Regions from separate parts of the Mus musculus genome. Here region 1 is linked to region 2. The links are chromatin loops, found by intact Hi-C in ENCODE. Cell type or tissue: gastrocnemius. All regions are shown on one strand. Links, peaks and the distances in the headings refer to the core of each region. The heading gives the core; the rest is flanking DNA.

Evidence for each region. Hi-C counts contacts between places; a loop is a spot of excess contacts. Peaks named below come from ENCODE experiments on the same cell type or tissue, not always from the same donor. Only the 100,000 strongest peaks of a DNase experiment are listed, where the experiment ranks them.
Region 1: it touches region 2 in a loop (3-fold over the local background); 1 of 42 quality-filtered maps calls a loop at or near these places.

Annotation. Positions count from the first base shown.
Region 1 is chr11:69,417,308-69,421,948 of GRCm38, forward strand. It overlaps Dnah2 (dynein, axonemal, heavy chain 2), which reads right to left. Exons shown (of 86, transcript NM_001081330.1): 83 at 4,423-4,599; 84 at 4,255-4,329; 85 at 3,963-4,113; 86 at 3,502-3,840. The coding sequence ends at 3,686. It overlaps Gm51903 (a long non-coding RNA gene), which reads left to right. Exons shown (of 2, transcript XR_003949708.1): 2 at 1,682-3,496. It also overlaps a transcript of Kdm6b not described here. Among named protein-coding and RNA genes, the nearest start is that of Kdm6b, 3.4 kb to the left of the region's middle. In gastrocnemius, for the core only: a CTCF peak has its summit at 2,291 (motif pointing left); DNase peaks (open chromatin) are centred at 827, 1,658, 2,304, 2,915 and 1 more place; H3K4me3 peaks cover 2,944 bases; H3K27ac peaks cover 2,941 bases.
Region 2 is chr11:69,064,710-69,070,081 of GRCm38, forward strand. No RefSeq gene overlaps it. Among named protein-coding and RNA genes, the nearest start is that of Tmem107, 3.4 kb to the right of the region's middle. In gastrocnemius, for the core only: a CTCF peak has its summit at 2,363 (motif pointing right); DNase peaks (open chromatin) are centred at 1,549, 2,038 and 2,360; H3K4me3 peaks cover 1,455 bases; H3K27ac peaks cover 2,385 bases.

The sequences.
Region 1 (4,641 bases), core at 642-4,641, 350 kb after region 2:
TCAGCTCAAGCTGGGAAAGGGGCAACCTGACACTGGGCCATGCAGCAGGTGGGAAACTAAAAAGACTTCAGGAGACACTTCCAAGGGCGCGCGGGAGGGAGTACGGGGGGTGGTAGTGGTAGTGGGGACTGGAGAGGAAGTTTTTCCATGGCAATCTAGGAAAAAGAAGGGGGGGGAAGACCCAGAATTCTCTCAAGCCAGCAAAGGGGCAAAGTCTTTCAGGCCACACCACACCCGCGCCCCTCCCCCTTCACGAAACTCCAGGCCAGGGTTTCCCACCTGCAGGATGCTAATGCCAAGGGAAAGGAAAGGAGAAAGAGATGGCACGGGACTGGAACGGGACTCTGGGCAGAGGTGGGAGGGAATGGAAAGGGGAGGAGATCGCATTGCCTGGCAACCGTCCCGGGGCACGTGCACTGGTGACATCATCCCAGGCCACCTCGAACACAGACCTTTGACTCCTACCAGGGCGAAGAAGCTGCTAGCTGGCTAAATTTCCTGAGAAAATAGCTTTAGGAATTCTGGGAACCCAAAAAGGAGACGAAGGAGGGAACCCAGGCGTCCTGCTTTTATCTCTGTTAACCCCAGCAGAACCAATCCTAGGGAATCCGGTCATTCGCCTGCCTCCTCCTCTCAGCCTCCAGCCTTGACCTCCCAACCCACATTTCTGACTGTCCCGACACGCCCCTCGGAAATACTGTGCCTTCTTTCTTCTGGGCTTGATCCCGGGTTAGGGGCGGGAGACTAAGGGACGGGGCACCAACCAAGTCCCGCGGGACTCCGTCTGCTATCTGCAGGATCCCTTGTGCCCCAGCTGGCCGCCAGCCGGAATCTGTCTGGGTCCCCAACTCTCCCGCCCCTCCCGCGCCGTTCCAGGGCGGAGTCTGTGGAGTTGAAATCAGGACACGCGGAGAGGAAGAGTTATATAACCCTCTGGAGAAGCAGAAAAGGACGAGTGGAGACGGGGACAGCCCGAAAGGAGCCAAGGGAGGTGTAAAGAACGCCAGAGCGTGCGAGGAGGAAATGTTAAGGAAGGGAAGAGGAAGGTCTGGTTTGCCTATCAAAAGCAGGAATTTACAAGAAAAAAAGAAAATAGGCGTAATGACCCTCTGGCCTAGAAAGTCACCGGGACCACAAGGGGCTTCTCACAGTGTCCTGCCCTGTCACTAACTGCAGCTAGGCCTGGGTGGGTTAAGCCTCGGGAAGGGGTGCTTGTACCCACTCCCTTTCTTTTGTGGAAACACCCTTTGCCGGAGCTCGGGAAAGCCGCGGCTGAGCCTAGGGGGCCGGAAACCACAGCTCCGCCCAGCCCACCTGGGAGCTTGGGGCGCCAGCTGGGGGTGGCGGTGGGGAACACAGGTAGCGGGCCTTCCCTCGAGAGGCTGACATTAACAGTCGACACCCGGCTAAAGAGCGCAAACCCACCCAGACGTCTGGGCCCGCAGGGGTTGAGAAACACAACCCTGGACTAGTTTGCAAACACAGACTGACGACCTGAGGCAAAGGGGGGGGAGGGAGGGAGAGACACACACACGACTCGCCGCGCAGGCGCAAGAGACTGTCTGGGCTCGTGCAGTGGAAGGGGTTGTACAGGGAGTGGAGCGTGTGGGAGTGCACGTGCGGATCCTGGGTAGCCACCGCCACCACCCCCCCTTCCACCTCCTCCCTCTCCCTCTTTCAGGCTCTCTATGACAGCTTCCCATTGGTCACTAGGACCCTGACGTAGTCGACGTCCGCTAAAGCCGATTGGACTGGAGAGAGTGAGTTTGGGAATCTGGCGGTGGACGTTCCCCAGCCTGTTACTCTGGCAACTGAGAAAACAACCCTGGCAAGCGACGGAGGTTCGACCAGCCTTACTCTGAGCAACCACTGGGTCCGTTCCTATCGCACCTCAATTAATTACTTCTTTTCTCTCGGAGTTCTCATCGCCAGGAACTAGGTGTTCTGCCTTCGACCTTCCCCACACTCCAGCCTCCAAGACACAGTCACAGGCCACAAGCCAGAAACGAATCTGCAGTTTAGTGACCAACTCAACCCAAATGCCACTTCACCACTGTTTATTCTAGGCCGGAAAAAGCATAGTCTCTCGCCCTGTCCCTAGCTTCTGCACTTTACCCATATGCTTACAATTTCCTGGGCCGGGGGCGGGTGCCAGACAGATGACAGGGAATCAAAGGTGAACCTCAGCGCACCTTTCTCAAAGGTGCGTGTCACAGCTATAGATAGCCCCCCCCCCCCAACCCGCATGGCCCTCGGCTCTGGTGGGCGTCTCATCTTCGCCATCTCGTGGCTACGTGGGAAAGGTTCAGCATGGAGAAAGGGCCAGAGCCCAGTGAAGGCTAGGGAACTGAAGACGGAAAAGTGAGGAGGAGGGCACCGGCAACTAGAGGAACGAACCAGGCGAGGCCGAGAGCAGACGGTGCGGTGGAGTGCTGTGAGATGGAAAAGCTACCGCTCCTGGAGGGATGGTGAAAGTTGAGAATACATACACATCTCCCCGGAGAAAAGAGCTGGAGGGAACCTTTGAGTGGCCCTGTAACTGGAAGTTCACTTTGCCTGATCGCTTCTGATCTCAGTGAGCCAGCGCCTAGCCATAGCCCTATCTGCAAACTGTCCTATAGTCTCCTTCCTCAGGACCGCTGAGCCCCGCCCTAGTGTCAATTCACCATCCCAAGCGGGACTGGGATTACTTTTAGGCCCTTTTGACCTTTAGAGCCAAGACCACGGGTTTTCCACTACCTTTGCCTTGTTCCCTTTTGGGGAACTTAGATGTCCTGCGCCCCGACTCTGACATTGCTTTTCCCAAGACTCAAATGCCTTGCCCGACCTCTCCAGAGAGTCTGACGTCCCGCCCCTCCCCCTTGCAAGGAGATGGTCTCCCTCTTTCCAAAAGTCCCTGCGGCTTCCCATTACCTGGTTCTGGGGGTCCCAGGTATTCAGGATCTTCAAGGCCTCTCGGGGGTCGAGCGGCCCCCCCTCCCAGGCAGGAGTTGGGGGGGCCGCTCCACCCCGTGGCGCAGTTTGATTTTCCAACACAAACACCCGCCCCCACCCCCCTTCCTCAACCCCGCCCCCGACTCGTGGTCCCGCCCCTCGCGCTGAAGTCCCTCTCTCCGGCTCCGCCCTGCCTTCGGTCCGCTCCCCTCAGCTGTAGTCTCAGATAAGAATCCCCAGTAAGGATTGCAAGGCTTCGTTACTGTGCAGTGTATAGAGCCCATCACGGACCCTTACCTGACAAGTCTTTTATTCTATTTGCATCGCGCGCCCTTCCAAAGCAAGCCCCACCCCGCCTGCTCAAATCCTTTCCAGGAGACTTGGTCACACCTTCTTTTAGGCCTGGTGGGCAAGTAGTTCAAGACCACGCCTCCTCTTATAGGCCACCTTTCTCTTCTCAGTTCTGGTTGTAGCAGCTCCTTTCCTTAAGTCCCAGCTTCCCTCCCTCCTCCAGGTTTCCTCCACCCCCAACACACATTAAAACACCATCATTGAGAGACTTGGGGCTTGGTTTTGCACGGTTTTTACTGCACTGAGCGCCAATACAAGTCTTCCACCTTTTCCGCTAGCGCCACTAGGTACTGTCAGAGTGTCACTATATGCTAGATTCAGCTAAAGTCAAAGCCTGAGATCCAGCTTTAGTTCAAGGTCCTAGGGCTTCCGACCCTCTCAAGGAGGAGAGAAGAGCTCATCAGCTGTCCAGGCTCATCAGTAGAGCAGTGCCCCTCTTAATCCAGTGATCAGATGTCATGGATCCAGATCGGAGATCGATGCCTATGACAAAGGAGGCTCGATCTGTGCTGCCTGCCCGGTTGGGATAATAATAGCAGGGACAGGAGTACATGCCTAGGGGAGAAGAAAAGAAGTAAGATTCTGGAGCCTGGAAGATCAGAGCAAGTGCATTTGGGAACTGGAGCAGGGAGGATGGGTTAGTATCCAAACGGGATAGGGAGGGGGCAGTTTCCCACCCTTGGCACTTTTCTTTCGGCTCTCTGCTGGACGGAAGTGGATCGTGGGCATGAGGCAGACCAGCTGCATGGGCTCCGCCTCCACTAAACAAGAATTCTTTCGGTCCCAGCCAGCACCCTCCAGGTACAGGCCCCGAACCCAAACTCCATCCTGGAGAGAAATGGAGACAGAGTTGAGGGAAAGACCCTACGCTGACAATACCTTTGACCTAAGTCCTCTGTCCTCCTCTTCACCCCACTTCCCACTGTTTCTTCCATTTCCCTCCTCATCCCGAGCCCATCCGCCTCCCACCTTGGGTGGATACACCAGGTTGCTGTCGTCCACAGTGGAAACTATAAATTCCCAAGAGAGGCTGTCCACTGAGATCTGTGGATTGAAGGCGACAATGAAGGAGGCCCCCAAGGAAGAGAAGGAATGAATGCACGTTCCTAGGCTGCCTCCCCGGCTCTGGATGCTCACGTTGTTTTGGCGAGCGGCAGACTGCAGTACCGCAGTGAGGAAGCCAGTGGGGAAAGTGAAGCCAGACAGCCAAAAGAGCACCGGAGGGCGGGCTCGACTGGCCCATGTTTCAAACTGTTCCACACGCACAGCCAGGTCCCGGGTCCATGACGCCAAGGGCTTTTGTGAGGGATATACCTGAGGAACGAGGGGGTGCATGTGGTGTTTTGTCCACAGTGC
Region 2 (5,372 bases), core at 549-4,548:
TGCCTGTTTGACCCTCACATACCACTCAGGACTCAATTCCCAACAGCCTTCATTCCACGAGCAGTGCCTTTCTCCCATCTAGCCCACAATGGCACAATATTCCCTGTGTTGTTTTGAGGGGGGTCTCCCACTGTGGCCCACTGGCCTAGGACTCAATCCCGCTGCCTCACGCTCTCAGGTGCTGACACTGTTTCTTGTTAAATTGCCCTGGCTAGCGTTGAATCTGTTCTGCAGTCCAAGCAGGCCTTGGATTTGCATTCTCTTGCACTCTACCCTTGGAGCTGGGATTCTAGGCCTGGGCCATTAGGCCCTGCTAGAAATGCTACATTTTAGTTGTCTGAGACTAGCCTGGACCCTCTGTCAAATGGGGAGGGAGCAGGGAAGGGAGAGAGGGAGGGAGGGAGGGAGAGAGGGAGGGAGGGAGGGAGGGAGGGAGGGAGAACACTGAGTGTAGTAGCTTACCTGCACCAGAAGTATTTGAGAAGTGGAGGCAGAATGGGGAGTTTACAGGCTAAGGATTTGTCTCAAAAAATATCTAGAGATAATAAAATATTTTCTTGGGAAGCAGCACAGCTCTTTTCCCTATGGAAACCATAGGACGATAACACTTTGTCCCATAAAAAAGGATCGCTTAGATTTTACTGATAAATTGGTTTTGTTTAGGAAGAAACAACCCTTGGTTCATGCTCTTTATTTTTTATTTTATTTTTTTTGGTTTTGTTGTTGTTGTTGTTTCAAGACAGGGTTTCTCTGTGTAGCCCTGACTGTCCTGGAACTCACTCTGTAGACCAGGCTGGCCTTGAACTCAGAAATCTGCCTGTCTTGGCCCATGCTCTTAATCCCAGCACTCAGGAGACAGATGCAGGGATTCTGTGAGCTGGAGGCCAGCCCGAGATATATATGTATATGTATGTGTATGTATATATATTTTTTCCAGGCCTGCCCCTGCCAAGGGCCATATTGTAAGACCCTGTCTTAAAATAGCACAAAAACAACCTTTTATTTTCCATCACAATAATAGTGAGTGAAGAATAAAGACCTGGGTGTGGTGGCAAGGTTTGTAATGCCTGCACTAGGGGAAGGTGAGGGAGAATAATCTCAAATTCAAGGACAACCTGGGTTACTTAGTGAGACGATGTCTGGAAAAAAACAAAACCAGAACCTAAAAAAACCCCAAACTCCGGTGGTGGTGGTGGTGATGGTGGTGGTGGTGGTGGTTGCGGTATACCAGTACTATGGTCAAGATTACTTCAGGGCTAGCCTTGGCTATACTTCAAGCTTCAGGCCAGGTTGCTTGTTTTTGATGGAGGAGTAAGTTAAAAACTAATAAAATGATTCATGTGCAATAAAAGGGGGGCACAGAGATCTCTAGGCAGCGCAGTCTTGTAAACTTTGCTTTTGAAATCATGTACATGTTTAATATCATTAAAAGATGAAATTGAAAGAGTTACGATGGCAGCCGGGAAGCACGCACTTGACTCAGACCACGTGCCAGTTTGCAGGCAGCTCCGCGATGGGCTGGCAGCTCAGGCCTGAGCTCTGCGGGCAGTCCCACGTGAACTGCCAGCTCTGCCTACCATGTGGGTGCTCCGCGACACCGCGGAGCCTGGAGGAAGAAGAGGAGGTACAGCAGCGTCTGCTGTGGGTCACTGCCACTGGAGCAATAGAGGACAAGCAAAGCAGGCGAAAGCATAAAGACAACCTAGATCACACACACACACACACACACACACACACACACAAGCACACACACACACACACACGCACACAAGCACACACACGCACGCACGCACGGCACAGGAAGGTTCTGACCAGGTAGATGCCACCCCTGGGTTCCAGGAGGTCTGGATGCTCCCCGCAGGCAGGCTCCCACATATAGGGGAAAGCACTGTTATCTGATCGGCGGGAAGGGCAGGTCGTTAGTGGTGGCACAGCAGTCTCTGCACTTGTCGCTTGCAGCGGCCTCCACTGTGATGCCAGGCTGCTCTAGGACAGGCTGCCAAAGTGAATCCATTCCTAGCAACGGATCTGGGGATCAACCCACTAAACCCAGGGTGAAGCTGGTGCCCGACATGTGTCGCCAACACACCGCCAGCATGCGTTGAATGGAATGCCTGTACCCAAACTCCACAAGTAACTGTCTGAGGAAACAATTCCCCAGGCCCTGGCAGTGCCCCACATTCAGTGATGTAGACTCTTTTGTTCCCTCCTAACAGAGGCAATTTGAACTCTCAGATAATATTTGGGGTGACTTTTCTTGATTTCTGTTTTTATAATCCTAGACTTATCTCCCTCCCTCCCTCTTCTTTCTAGGAGAAGCCAATTGAAGAACACCGGGCTCCTGTAGTGCCACCTACGGCCACAGGGTGGCACTGAAACTCAGAAACAGCTTTTCTAGGGCAGGCTTCTGAGAACCAAGGTCGTGGAAAAAGTGAGGACAGTTGTACAAAGCTCACTTCGTCTCATTACCGTATAACATGAAGTGTGACTACCTAGTTTCTACCATCGAGTAGGCCCCTTAGGCTGGAAGCCTACTATAATCAGAAAAACCCAAACATCCAGACGCTAGAACCTGGATCCCACAGCCAGGCCCAGACCTTTTTCCTCTAAATTTCTCTCATAGAGAGGCGTCAGGGCACATTCCAGAGATCCCAGAACTTGAGAGGCTGAGACAGGAAAACTACCAAGAGTAGGCCATTCTACAGCACACAGTGAACTTCAGGCTAGACAGAGCTACAGTGTGAGACCCTGTCTTTAAAAAAAAAAAAATTCAGTATTTCTTGATCTCTTAATTGTCTTACTCCAATCCACCTGCTCGATTCCATCCTGACTCAAGCCCCAATCTATCACATGTTTCTTTCACATCTTCCTCATTCATCTTCTACTTAAAATGTTTTCCATGTTGCAGAGAACACAAATCTGACTATGCCTCTGGTCATATCTGTAGAAGCTGAGAAAGCTAAGCTCTCATCCACTTCTCCAACATCGGTCTGATCTCTCCTCCTGCTTCCTTAAGCTTCAGAGTCCCTGGCTTCCTTTCTGTCTGGCAAACACACACAGCTTATCTAGCCCTGGCTCCTCCCTTGTCTGGAACGCTGTTTCCACAGATCTCCCCGCAGGGCTGACTCCTGCTCTTGGATCTTTGGAAATCCTCCAACGCATGTCCGCATGTCCTAGCCTTTCCTCACCCTTAGTTTATGATACAGCTTCTTCTGCCTGGAGATAGTTGCCAGCTACACCCTCACCCAACACAGCTTCAAAAATCACAGGCAGGGAGAAGACACTGTTCCGTGCTTTCATCTTGTCTGTGCCCTAAGTGAGTTGGTACATTTTATAGCATCCTAACTTCTGTGATGGAGAATACAAAAAACTCACCTCTCATTAGAAAACAAAGAAGAAGAAGAAGAAGAAGAAGAAGAAGAAGAAGAAGAAGGAGAAGAAGAAGAAGAAGAAGAAGAAGAAGAAGAAGAAGAAGAAGAAGTAGTAGTAGTAAATAAATGTAGTTATAAGTGGTGATGAACACTTTTGACCCCAACACTCTGAAAACAGAGGCAGGAGGGTCTCTGTGAGTTCGGGGGCCAGCCTGATCTACAAATGTGAATTCTAGGAAAGCTGGCAGTACATAGTGAGACACTGTCTCAAAAACAAAACAAAACAAAACAAAACAAAGCAAAAAAAAAAAAACCCAACCAAACAAAAATGGCTATCTTGAGGTACCTTAATTAAAATAATTAACAGTCTTATTTTTAAAGACTTTTTTGAGACAGGATTTCACTGTGTACCCTACAGACCTGTCTGCCTCTGCCTCCTGAGTGCTAGGACTGAAGCTGTGTACCACCATGCCTGGAGATTTATTTTAAATATTGTGTATGTGCATTGAGTGTGAGTCCTTGTGTGTGTTTGTGTGTGTGTATGTGTGTGTTGAGTGTGATTGTGTGTGGTGTGTTAAGTGTGAGTATGAGTGTATGTGTGAGTGTGTGTGCATGTGTGTGTTGAGTGTGTGTGTGTGTGTGTGTGTGTGTGTAGTTTCCAGAAGAGGGCACTGGATCTGGAGATACAAGAAGTTGTAAGCAGCACCATACGAGTGCTGGGAACTGAATTTAACAAGAGTATTCTGTGCTCTTTCTTTCAACAGAGGGTTTCTGTGTAGCCTTGGCTGTCCTGCTTTGTAGACCAGGCTGGCCTTGAACTCACAGAGATCTGTCTGCCTCTGCCTCCTGAGTGCTAGGATTAACACCTGGTGCAAGGATTAATCACTAAGCCATTTCTACATTTTTTTTTGTAGAGACATTTTAGTTTTTTCCTTTTATTGAGCTGACTATATAACCTAGCATGACCTTGAATTTCTAAACCTCTTTCCCCCACCTCCCAAATGCTGGGACTATAGGTGTTTCCCCCTATCCAGCTTAAGACTCAATTTTATATGAAAAAGTTATAGTTTCACCATATAGGAGCTTGAGTGGAGCTCAGTAGTAAAGTAATCATTTAGCGTGGTCCATACCCTGTGTTTGATCCCCAGTGCAGCCCACAGGCAGAAGCTTCAATAAGTAGGAGCTGAATATATAAGGACATTCAATGCTATAGATTATTCTTTGTGTTTTAGAATGCCATTCTCTGCGTTGATAATACTATAGGGTCTCAGAAGGGAAGATGGGAGGATGGCTCAGTGGAGGGTGCTTACCTACCTATATGTAAGAGGCCTGGAGCTTATCTCCAATACTGAAAAAAAAAATCAGGAAATTACATGATTACAATGCTGTTGTTTAAGTTACAAACCCTATACAAAACTTGCCAAGCATCTCACCTCAGTCTTTTATAATAAAAGGGGGCGAGGGGGGGGCAATTCTTTTGCCTGGTTTGGGATCTCAGGTTCAGTTAGACACCCCCCTACCCCCCGTTCATTTAGAAGACCTCCAGTCTGTCTTTCATGACCTTTAACTGGCTTAGGAAAGGGAACCCCATGTATTACTTTAGGGAGACAGAATCATTTCTTCTTCTTCTTCTTCTTCTTCTTCTTCTTCTTCCTCCTCCTCCTCCTCCTCCTCCTCCTCCACCTCCTTCCTCTCTCTCTCTGCCAATTCCTTGAAACAAAAATTTAAGAAGTATCTATTTTCAAAGCTTCCCTTTGATATTATTCTAGTATTATCTTTTAATTTAAAAAAATTATAGCACGCATTACCTCGCTGGGTTTTGTTCTTGTTTTGGCTGTTATCAATCTCCCCACCTAGAATATAACCTGGAGGGACTTTATCGAGGTACTCTCAGATTTGGGGCACAGTGCCTGGCATCTGGGAGACATCAAATATTTGTTGAATAGATGAAATCCCTCTGGTCCTGAGCCTTGTCTTTTGGGCTGGTTTAGAGGCACAAAG